Linked DNA regions of Homo sapiens: region 1 is linked to region 2. A link is a contact called in ENCODE Hi-C or POLR2A ChIA-PET data. All regions are on one chromosome and are shown on one strand. Each heading gives the region's core, a stretch centred on a gene start or an enhancer-like site at or near the end of the contact. The rest is flanking DNA. Distances are from core to core; before and after follow the strand shown. Region 1 has its middle 15 kb from the start of LINC02766. Region 2 holds the start of DHRS3 (dehydrogenase/reductase 3).

The links. Hi-C counts contacts between places; a loop is a spot of excess contacts on that map. ChIA-PET counts read pairs that join two places held with the same protein, here RNA polymerase II (POLR2A). Pooled maps may share reads with other maps.
Region 1: a map of IMR-90 shows a loop between it and region 2 (9-fold over the local background). The contact joins the enhancer-like site here to the promoter of DHRS3 in region 2. A Hi-C loop is called at or near these places in 42 of 168 maps with a recorded cell type or tissue (Calu3, HCT116, HepG2 and 25 more) and 28 of 50 pooled maps. POLR2A ChIA-PET finds 5 or more read pairs at or near these places in 16 of 52 experiments (A549, AG04450, BJ and 12 more).

What each region holds. Positions count from the first base shown.
Region 1 is chr1:12,538,666-12,543,044 of GRCh38, reverse strand. No RefSeq gene overlaps it. Among named protein-coding and RNA genes, the nearest start is that of LINC02766, 15 kb to the right of the region's middle. RefSeq lists enhancers at 1,188-1,482, 2,045-2,693. Within about 2 kb of position 2,729, at least 23 of the 41 ENCODE cell types and tissues checked have a DNase peak (open chromatin) inside an H3K27ac peak, as active enhancers do; they include HCT116, IMR-90, ascending aorta and 9 more, where a contact is called at or near this core.
Region 2 is chr1:12,616,790-12,621,091 of GRCh38, reverse strand. It overlaps DHRS3 (dehydrogenase/reductase 3), which reads left to right and starts at 2,882. Exons shown (of 6, transcript NM_004753.7): 1 at 2,882-3,938. The coding sequence starts at 3,744. RefSeq lists a silencer at 875-1,126 and enhancers at 1,362-1,993, 1,994-2,625, 2,626-3,257.

The DNA of each region.
Region 1 (4,379 bases), core at 1,480-3,979, 78 kb after region 2:
TTCTTGTTTATTTTAATGAATTCTTTATATATTGTAGCCACTCTTTTGCTTCCTGTTTCCTGACATTTTACTTTGTCCACAAAATTTAGAACATTGGAAACATTTCCTGTCCTGGGTTACATTAGAGTCACACTCCTGCTATTCTATGCTCTACCCCCAACCCCCCCACCGCCCCCCGCCACCAACTCTCTAAGACTCAGTGGGCTGAAATGAGAGCCAGGAGGTTTACCAGTTGGAGCAATTTAGTTGATTTTGTCCTGGGCTCAGGCAGCTTTCCCTGATGTCATTTGTTCCCTGGGGATTTGGCTCACTGAAGCACACAGGATAATTCTTCTGGAATGAAAGGACTTAGAATCTCCTCATTCAGAGGGTCTCTTGCCTCAAATTCTATTCTGGGTCCGTTTTCTTATTTTATGGTGGTAATTGTTATTGTTCTTGCTTTTTTTCCTTTTGCAGCAAACTCACTCATTATCAAATATCCAACAAGAGTGTTCTAGGTGCAAGACTTTGAATTTTGGGGACACAATGGTGAACAAAACAGACATGTCCCTGCCCAAGCGGAGTTCACAGCAGAGTTCCTGGGAGATGCACACTGGCCAATGCCATCCAGTCCACAAGTGCTCATCAGGCACCTGCCGTGTGCCAGGCTGTCTTCTGGGCCTGGGGACAGACACGTGAGCAGAGATGGTCCCTACCATCTCTGCATCGGGAGCTTATCATCAACACAAATCCACGAAACATGACATTTAACATGCGCAAAGCTGCAAAGGAAGGGCTGGCAGAGCCACGTGGACTACGGTACAGGGAGGGACTTATTCTGACCAGGGGTCTGCCAGGAGGGGTGTCAGTCACGGAAGGCTTCCCTGAGGAAGCGACCTGTGTCATGAGCTCTGATGGCTGACTTAGAATTAACCGGGCAAATGGGGACAAGACTTTTTGACACAAAGGGAATAATAGATGCAAAGCACTTGGGGTGGGAGGAAACAGTTTTAAGGGCCCACTCAGGGCTGGATCCAGGGTGGGGCACCGGGATTCTTGGGGCCAAAAGGCTGGGTTTCTCCTCGTCTGGTGAATCAGAGTTTGGGGGAAGCCTCTACTGGTTTAGCCCACCCTCAGAGCCCTGATCCACCAGCTGGGCAGCTCAGCTCATCTTTTGTCTGGTGGTGGGGAAAGGCTGTTGGAGGCGCTGAGGGGCAGAAGCCTGTTTTTGGAGGGCCCGTGGCAGAGAGTGAGGGAGGGCCACGTGGAGCCCCACGGTCACCCTGCTACTTTCTCTGACCTCAGCTGCGGCTTGGCCTCCCGCCCTTTGGGAGTTCACAGGGAGGTGAAATCTGCAAGCGGAGGCTGGTTTCTTCCCCTCCTGGGAGGACTGAGCTATCCAGACAAGGCCCGGGAAGGCCCCTTCCTCCCCTTCCAGGGCTCTCTGGGATCTGATGAGCCATTTGTCCAGCTCTGTCTTCTCCCCTCCCCAGCTCTGGGGACAGAGCAGCTGGGACTGCAAAGACTGTCCTGTTCCTGATGTAGGTCCCCACACCTGGAGACCCAGGGGCTGAGGCCGGCCCCCTGCACCTCCTCCAAGCTGCTGAGCTCAACTGCACTCTGTGGCCCCAGGAAGGCATGGGAAAGGCTGCCCCCCTGGAGCACTTCATGGCTGTCGAGGCGCACGTTGCAAATCAGGCTCTGGCCCTTTGCCTCTGCGAGCACTGGGGGCTGTCACTTACGACCCTGTCCTTACAGGGAAATTCCAGCCCACAGCTCAGGGCCTTGGGAGCAGCCGCATAGACTTCGGAGCCAGGCAGCTCTGGGTTGGCGTCCCTGACCTGTCTCACTCTCTGCAGGACACTGGGCACATTTACGTCTCTGAGCTTCAGTTTCTCCATGTGTAAAAAGGGGTCTACCCCTAAGCTGCAGCGCTGTGGTACTTATGGTGGCAGCTGGTGACAATTCCTGACAGCGGGAGTTGGGGGGTTCTTTACCACCAGTGGCTCCTCTCAGAGTCATTCAACCCAGGCAGGGGCACTGGGGAGATGGTCAGTACCGCCCAGGTAAACCGAGGCCTCACGTGTAGGAGCCTGCTTTCTGGAAGGGAGGCTCTGCCAGCAAGTCTCATTTCATCCTCAAAAGAACCCAGGGATGTAGTTATAAGCAGGATTCGCCTCTGACAGATGAGGAGAGGTTCAGAGAGGTTGACAAACTCACTCAAGGTTGCACAGCAAGTAAAAGGCCCAGCTGGGATCCTTCAGGGATTGCTGGACCAGGGAGCCCCTCCTCTGCACCGTCAGGAAGGGTCCAGTGCTGGGCCCTGAAGCCAGGAGCCCGAGAGGACGTTCTCAGCACCAGCTCCGCCTGCAAGCCCAGGATTTCCCACCCCCATGCACCGCACCCAGGACCCCAGGACAGTGCCCCTCCCCGCACACTGGGCTCTGGCCTCAGCCTGCCTCTGGGAACTTGGCGTTGGAGTTGGGGGAGGGTGGAGGGAAAGGCAGCCTTCGGAGCTGTCCCTGGGAGGGGAGCCGTTTGGCGTGAGGGCCGGGCCAGGCCGGCCTCCTTTGTTGCAGGCTGACAGGACGGTGCGGCCACCACACACTTCAGCTGCCAACTCGCCGCGGTCACTCAATCCATCACCGAGGGCGGGGGCTCCCGGCCCTGCTGGCTCCTGGCCGCTCGGCCTGCGATGTTGTTTTAGTCTGACTCGGGCTGTGAGATAAACGGGGCATGAACCGGTCCCCTGGCAGGGGGTCAGCCCCTTCTGCCCTCATTAAAGTGCCAATCAAGAAGAGGAATGGAGACGCTGAGTGAGCTCAGCCCTCTCGGCCAAGGGGGCAGGAGCCGGTCCCCCCACCACGGATGCCTGGAGAATTCCATCCATCCAAGGCCTGCGGGCGTCTGGTTGCAACACACCCAAGCAGCCGGCCCTTGGTGTTCCGTTCCTTCCCAAGCCTGCGTATGTGAGCAGCGGGTGGGGTGGGTACTTGCGACTTTGAATTTCCAGCTCCCCCAACTGGAAGGGAAATTCAAAGCAGCAAGTACCCACCCACCTCCTGCTCACACGGGCAGGCTCGGCTTGCTGTTGTGGCAACGTCACAAACCACCCCAAAACTTTATGGCTTAAAACAATTATCTCCAGGCATGGTGACTCATGTCTGTAAAACTAGCACTTTGAGAGACCAAAGTGGGAGGATTGCTTGAGGTCAGGAGTTCGAGACCAGCCTGGCCAACATAGTGAGATCCCACCTCTATCAAAAAATATAAAAATTAGCTGGATTAATGGGGCACACCTGTAGTCCCAGCCACTCAGGAGGCTGAGGCAGGAAGATCACTTGAGTCCAGGAGTTCAAGGCTGCACTGAGTCACTTGCACTCTAGCCTGGGCCACAGAGCAAGACCCTCTCTCAAAAAACCAAACCAAACCAACCAAACAAAAAAACACCCAGCCATTTGATGATCTTGTTTGAACCTGAGGGTGGACAGGGCTCAGCTAGGTGAATCATCTGCTCCATCATCTGCTGGGGTGGTGGCTGGAGGGGCTGTTTGCTGGGGCTCTTCTGGGCTGAAGGGTTCAACATGGCTCAGGCATGTGGCATCTTTGTGGGGACACCCAGAAGGCTGGGACACCTGGTTCACGAGGATGGCTGTGCCTGTCTCTCTGTCCCTGTGGAGTCTCGGGGCCTCTCTCCCTGTCTTACATGGCCTCTCCATGTGGTCTGTCCTGCAGGGTAGCCAGACTATTCAGTGACTTGGGGCTCCCAAAAGCACATGAGTGAAGGTGCTAGGCCTTCATAAGGTTTTGGCCTGGAACATGGCACAGAGGAACGTCTGCCCCATCCTAAAGCAAGTCAGGAACCAGCTCTCTTTTCTCCTGGGCACTCTGCCTGGAGGGCAAGTGGATCAGCAGCCTCTTGGGGTGTGGGGTGAGGTGGCTGGAATTCTCTCTCTCTCTCTATATATATATGTATACACACACACACACACACACACACACACACACACACACTCCACAATTCTTCAACTCTCTGGAAGAACCCCTCAAAGTCTATAACAAGGCATTCGCAAAAACATAATTAATAGTATGCTTTCATATTAATTTTACATATTAAATAAAAATAATAATTGGACCGGGTGCAGTGACTCACACCTGTAATTCCAGCACTTTGTGAGGCCAAGGCAGGGAGATCACTTGAGGATCTGCCAGGAGTTCAAGACCAGCCTGGGCAACATGGCAAAACCCTGTCTCTACAAAAAATTAGCCAGGCATGGTGACGTGTGCCTGTAGTCCCAGCTACTCGGGAAGCTGAGGTGGGAAGATCACTTGAGCACAGGAAGCAGAGGTTGCAATGAGCTGAGATTGCACCACTGCACTCCAGACTGGGAGACAGACTG
Region 2 (4,302 bases), core at 1,633-4,132:
GTGAGTGTGGATCCTCGCTGCACCGGGGGAGCTGAGCCACGGAAAAAGTTAGTTCTCCCAACTGCAGCTCGCCTCTTCCCTTCAAGCCCAGAAAGCCTCCTTTCACATTTTCAGGGACAGACCTGGGATGTGAAATTTCAAACTCTGCCCTGAGTTAAATTCCAGGAGAGGGTACAAGAGCAAAGGATAAAGGCTGGGGGAGGGAGGGAAAGGCAGAGAGGACGTGTCCCTGCTGTTCTCACTGAAGCCAGGCCACACGACCCTCAGGGCCAGCCTGCTGAACTGTGCACACACACATCACCCCCACACAAGGTCTCCTTGGCCCCATCTTCCCAGGGACCTCGGGGGAGGGCAACAGAGGAGGTGACAAGTTTCTCTCTGAGCAGTTGATGCTGGGAGAAACGTGTGGCTTGCAGAGCTGCCAGTCCCACAAAAACCACATCCTGAAAGATGGACCAAGTAGAAAAAAAGGCCACCATCCACCTCAGGCCAGCTTCTGGAACTGTCAGTTCCTTTGGGGAATGTCTGACATGTTCTTTTTCCCTCTGATTTCATCCCAAACCTTTTGAGAAGCAGGTTGCGTGGCATTGCACAAGTTACTTAGATTTACTGAGCCTGTTTCCTCCTGCAATAAATGGGCACGAGCCTCCCTGGGCTGTTAAGGAAATTCAATCAGAAACTGTGTAAAGGCCCTGAGGCACTAAAGGCCAATTTGGGTTCCCGACCTCCTTCCCACCGTCTGCCCTCCATCCCAGGCACACAACCAGAGAGATGTAAGAGGGACCTAACGGTTACCCAGCCGGTCTGGCATCTGACCGGGGTGAAAATGCATCTCTGTATATGAGTTGCTTCATATCTTTTGGCTTTAGTTTCCCCAGCCATAAAAGTGTGTTTGGGGTGGGGGAGGAGGACTATGATCTTCACAAGCCCTTTTAGACTTGGGGTGTTAACCTTACATGAGAGAAATGCCTGGAAGAAAAGCATGGCTAGTTAGCAGGAACGCCGCTGGGTTGGAGGCCGGGCAGCTCGGAGGCGCAGTATCCTATCTGGGCCACCAGGCGGCTCCGAGGACAACAGATGAGCAAAGCCCGCTTTTGCAGCCTGGTTCTGTCTTCAGATCTTTCCAGGCTTCTTCGCAGGCCTGGCGGACACCAGCCGCTGCTGGGTGGGAAAGGCCTGTCACTCCCAGGCTGGAATCGCTTTCCCATTTTTACAGACCTCGAAGATGAGAGGAGGCCGTCACCACAATGGATTCCGGCCCTGGGGTCTGATGGAGACATTGGTCCGCCCTTCGGTCAGACTCTTGGGGGCGTTAGGGGGGTGGGGGGGTCTCTGCTCTGCAACCCTTAGCTGAACCCCATCCTCCACTTCTCTCCTCCCGTCTGGTCAGAGTGGGAAGAGGTTTGGATTGGGATCCCCCCTCCTGCACTTCCTGGCTGGGTAACCTGGACGATGGGATAACAGTCCCCCGATTGCAAGGTCAGGGGAAGGACTGTGTCAGAATATAGGCCCTCAGTGCAGGACAGTTGCTCATCCTAAGCCTCTCCTGCCTTTTGCTCTTCCAGTGGCTTTTCACCCAGAAGGAAGATCCTCCCCTGCAGAACCTCTCCCCAGAACTAGGTCTTTGCAGGTGACGAGGTAATCCCAGCCTCCCCTCCCCGCAGATCAGCGTTTTTCGAAGTGACTTTCTCACCAGGCGGAGCATTGAAAGTACCGATCCCAGCGCACCCAGCCCTGCTGAATCAGAATCTCTGGGGGTGAGGCCCAGGAATCGCCGTCTGAACAAGTCGCGGGCTGGAAACGGCTGCCCCAGATTACAGGGCAGCTCCCTGCTTCGCTCTCGCTCCTCCGGCCCCGGGAACGTGCAGGGGGGCGGGAGGCAAGTCCCATCAGCACTTTGAACTGGGGCTGCTTTTTAGTGACTCACCTCCCAGACTTCCTGCAACAGACAACTCTAAATAGCTCGGTCCCACCCTCCAGCAGGGGAGACATTCCGGTCGGGAAGGGCAGGAGGTTAGAAGGTGGGTGCCCCGCCAGGGCAGTCCAGGGAGACCCAAGGACAGGAGACGCTGGCTGCACAGCACAGGGGCGCACGAATAGGACGTTTTGTTTACAGGCTTTTGTTATTAAGGAAATTGGTGTCAGTCAAGGTAATTCTAGCTCAGATGAGCAATAAATATGCTCCCAGCTAATCTTGTGGGGATTTTATTGGCACTCGGAGCAGAGGTTCCTTTACCTTGACTACTCCCTCCCCTCAAAGCAAAGTCCTGCTCCCCAGCGGCTTCCCCCTAAGCATCGTGAGGCACTTGGGTCAGGCTTTTAAAAGTCCACTCTACGTGAACACAGAAGAGGTCCGGGCAAAGGTGAGGAGTGGCTTCCTGATCCTACCTGGAGGCCGAGGATGACCAAATGACCTGAAATAAAACCCTGGGTGACCTGGTTGGATCAAGGCATACGCAAGCTCCCCCGGGCCTGCTCCACACTCGGGGTGATCACCTGGCCCGCGGGCGGCCCGGGCAAGGAGGAACGTCTCGAGAAGGCAGCCGGCTCGCCGGAGTCGGTTCCAGCGTGTTCGAGTTACAGCTGCGAGCCCTCAGGGACACCGGCGGCAAGTCCCGGCTTGCAGAGAGGGGAGCCAGTCCCGGGAGAGCGCGAGTCCCGGCGAGCCCGAGTGCGCGCCTTATGCGCGCTCCCCGCGACGGCGCAGGGGGAGGGGAGGCCGCAGCAGCCACTCAGAGGAACGGTAGTGAAGCCTCCCAACAACTTTAACTGTCAATCAGACTTAATGGGGTATTGAAAAAATGGGGGAAAAAGGGGCCGCCCTCTCCGCGACGCGGCTGCCCGGGGAGCGAATGAATAGGGCCGCGCAGACCAAGGCGTCCGATCCACGCGCGCTCCACACCCGGACCCTCTCCAAGTTGGAAAGGACAAAAAGAAGGCAATAAATGCTAAAAAGGGAGAGAAGGGGAGCTGGATCGAGCGGCAACTCCCAGCCTCTGCTGGAACAGAGAGGGAGGGAGGGAGCCGGAGCGAGCGAGCGCGCGCGAGGGCGAGCGCTGCACGTAAAGAAACTGACACCCGGACCCCCCACTTCTCCTGCACGTTGCTGGCAATCAGATCGCGTTTAAGCAATTTCCTGAGCCCAAGAATAGCAATGAGTCGGGAGACTTTCGCGGGCTGAAATTGGGAGCTCCAAGCACTTTTTCCCCCCACTTTTTTTTTTTTTTTTTTTCTGGAGACGGGGTGGGGGTGGGGGCGCTACAATTTGGAATCAGCTTTTTTTTTTTTTTTTTTTTTTTTTTTAATCTTGCACTTTGAAACCGCGGGACCGAGGCAGGGTGCGCGCGTGTGGTTGGTGCCTTTTTTTTTTTTTCTTCCCCTCCCTAAACTCCTCTGTCAGTCTGTAAACATTACCTGAGAATTCCCCAGCCGAAACGGCTGCTGGGGCAAGAAACTTCTTGTTAGAACTTTCCACCTCCGGCTTCCCCCTCCACCTCTTTTACCGTCCCAACCTTAGGAGACGCTTTTTCTCCCCCAGAGGAGAATTTATCTTTTTTTTTTTTTTTTTTTTCTTTTTCTCACCCGGTGCTTTGCATTTGGGAAGAGGTGATTTCAAGAGTGGCCAGGTGGGACGCCTCTCTCCTCCTTATTCGGTTTACTATTTATTGTTCGGGGTGTTTTTTAATTCCTGTATTGCTCGGCCCGGGGAGTTTCGCCCCCTGCCCGGCTCCGCGGCGCGGAGGATGGTGTGGAAACGGCTGGGCGCGCTGGTGATGTTCCCTCTACAGATGATCTATCTGGTGGTGAAAGCAGCCGTCGGACTGGTGCTGCCCGCCAAGCTGCGGGACCTGTCGCGGGAGAACGTCCTCATCACCGGCGGCGGGAGAGGCATCGGGCGTCAGCTCGCCCGCGAGTTCGCGGAGCGCGGCGCCAGAAAGGTACCAGGCACTGCGACTCCAGGGAGTGGGGGGCCGCAGGGGCGGGGGTAAGCCCACCTGCTGCCGCTGCGGGATCCCGCGCCCGGGAGCTGAGAGTCGCCGGCCACCCCACTTCTCCGCGCCACCCACGAGTGCTGAGCTAGTCGGTTTCACCTTGTAAATTTCCCGGGCACCGGACTGTCTTTTTTGGCAGGTTCAGAGTTGATCCGCTCCTTTGGGATCGGTGGCTGGCTGACTGGCTATTCACCCCCACCCTGAAACCTAAGAGACCCACCATTTCCCACATTCCTGCCTCCCAAAGGAAGGTGTTGTGCCCCCCTCCCCCGCCTTCCCCCCTTTTTCTTGCCGCCACCCTGGTGAGTGC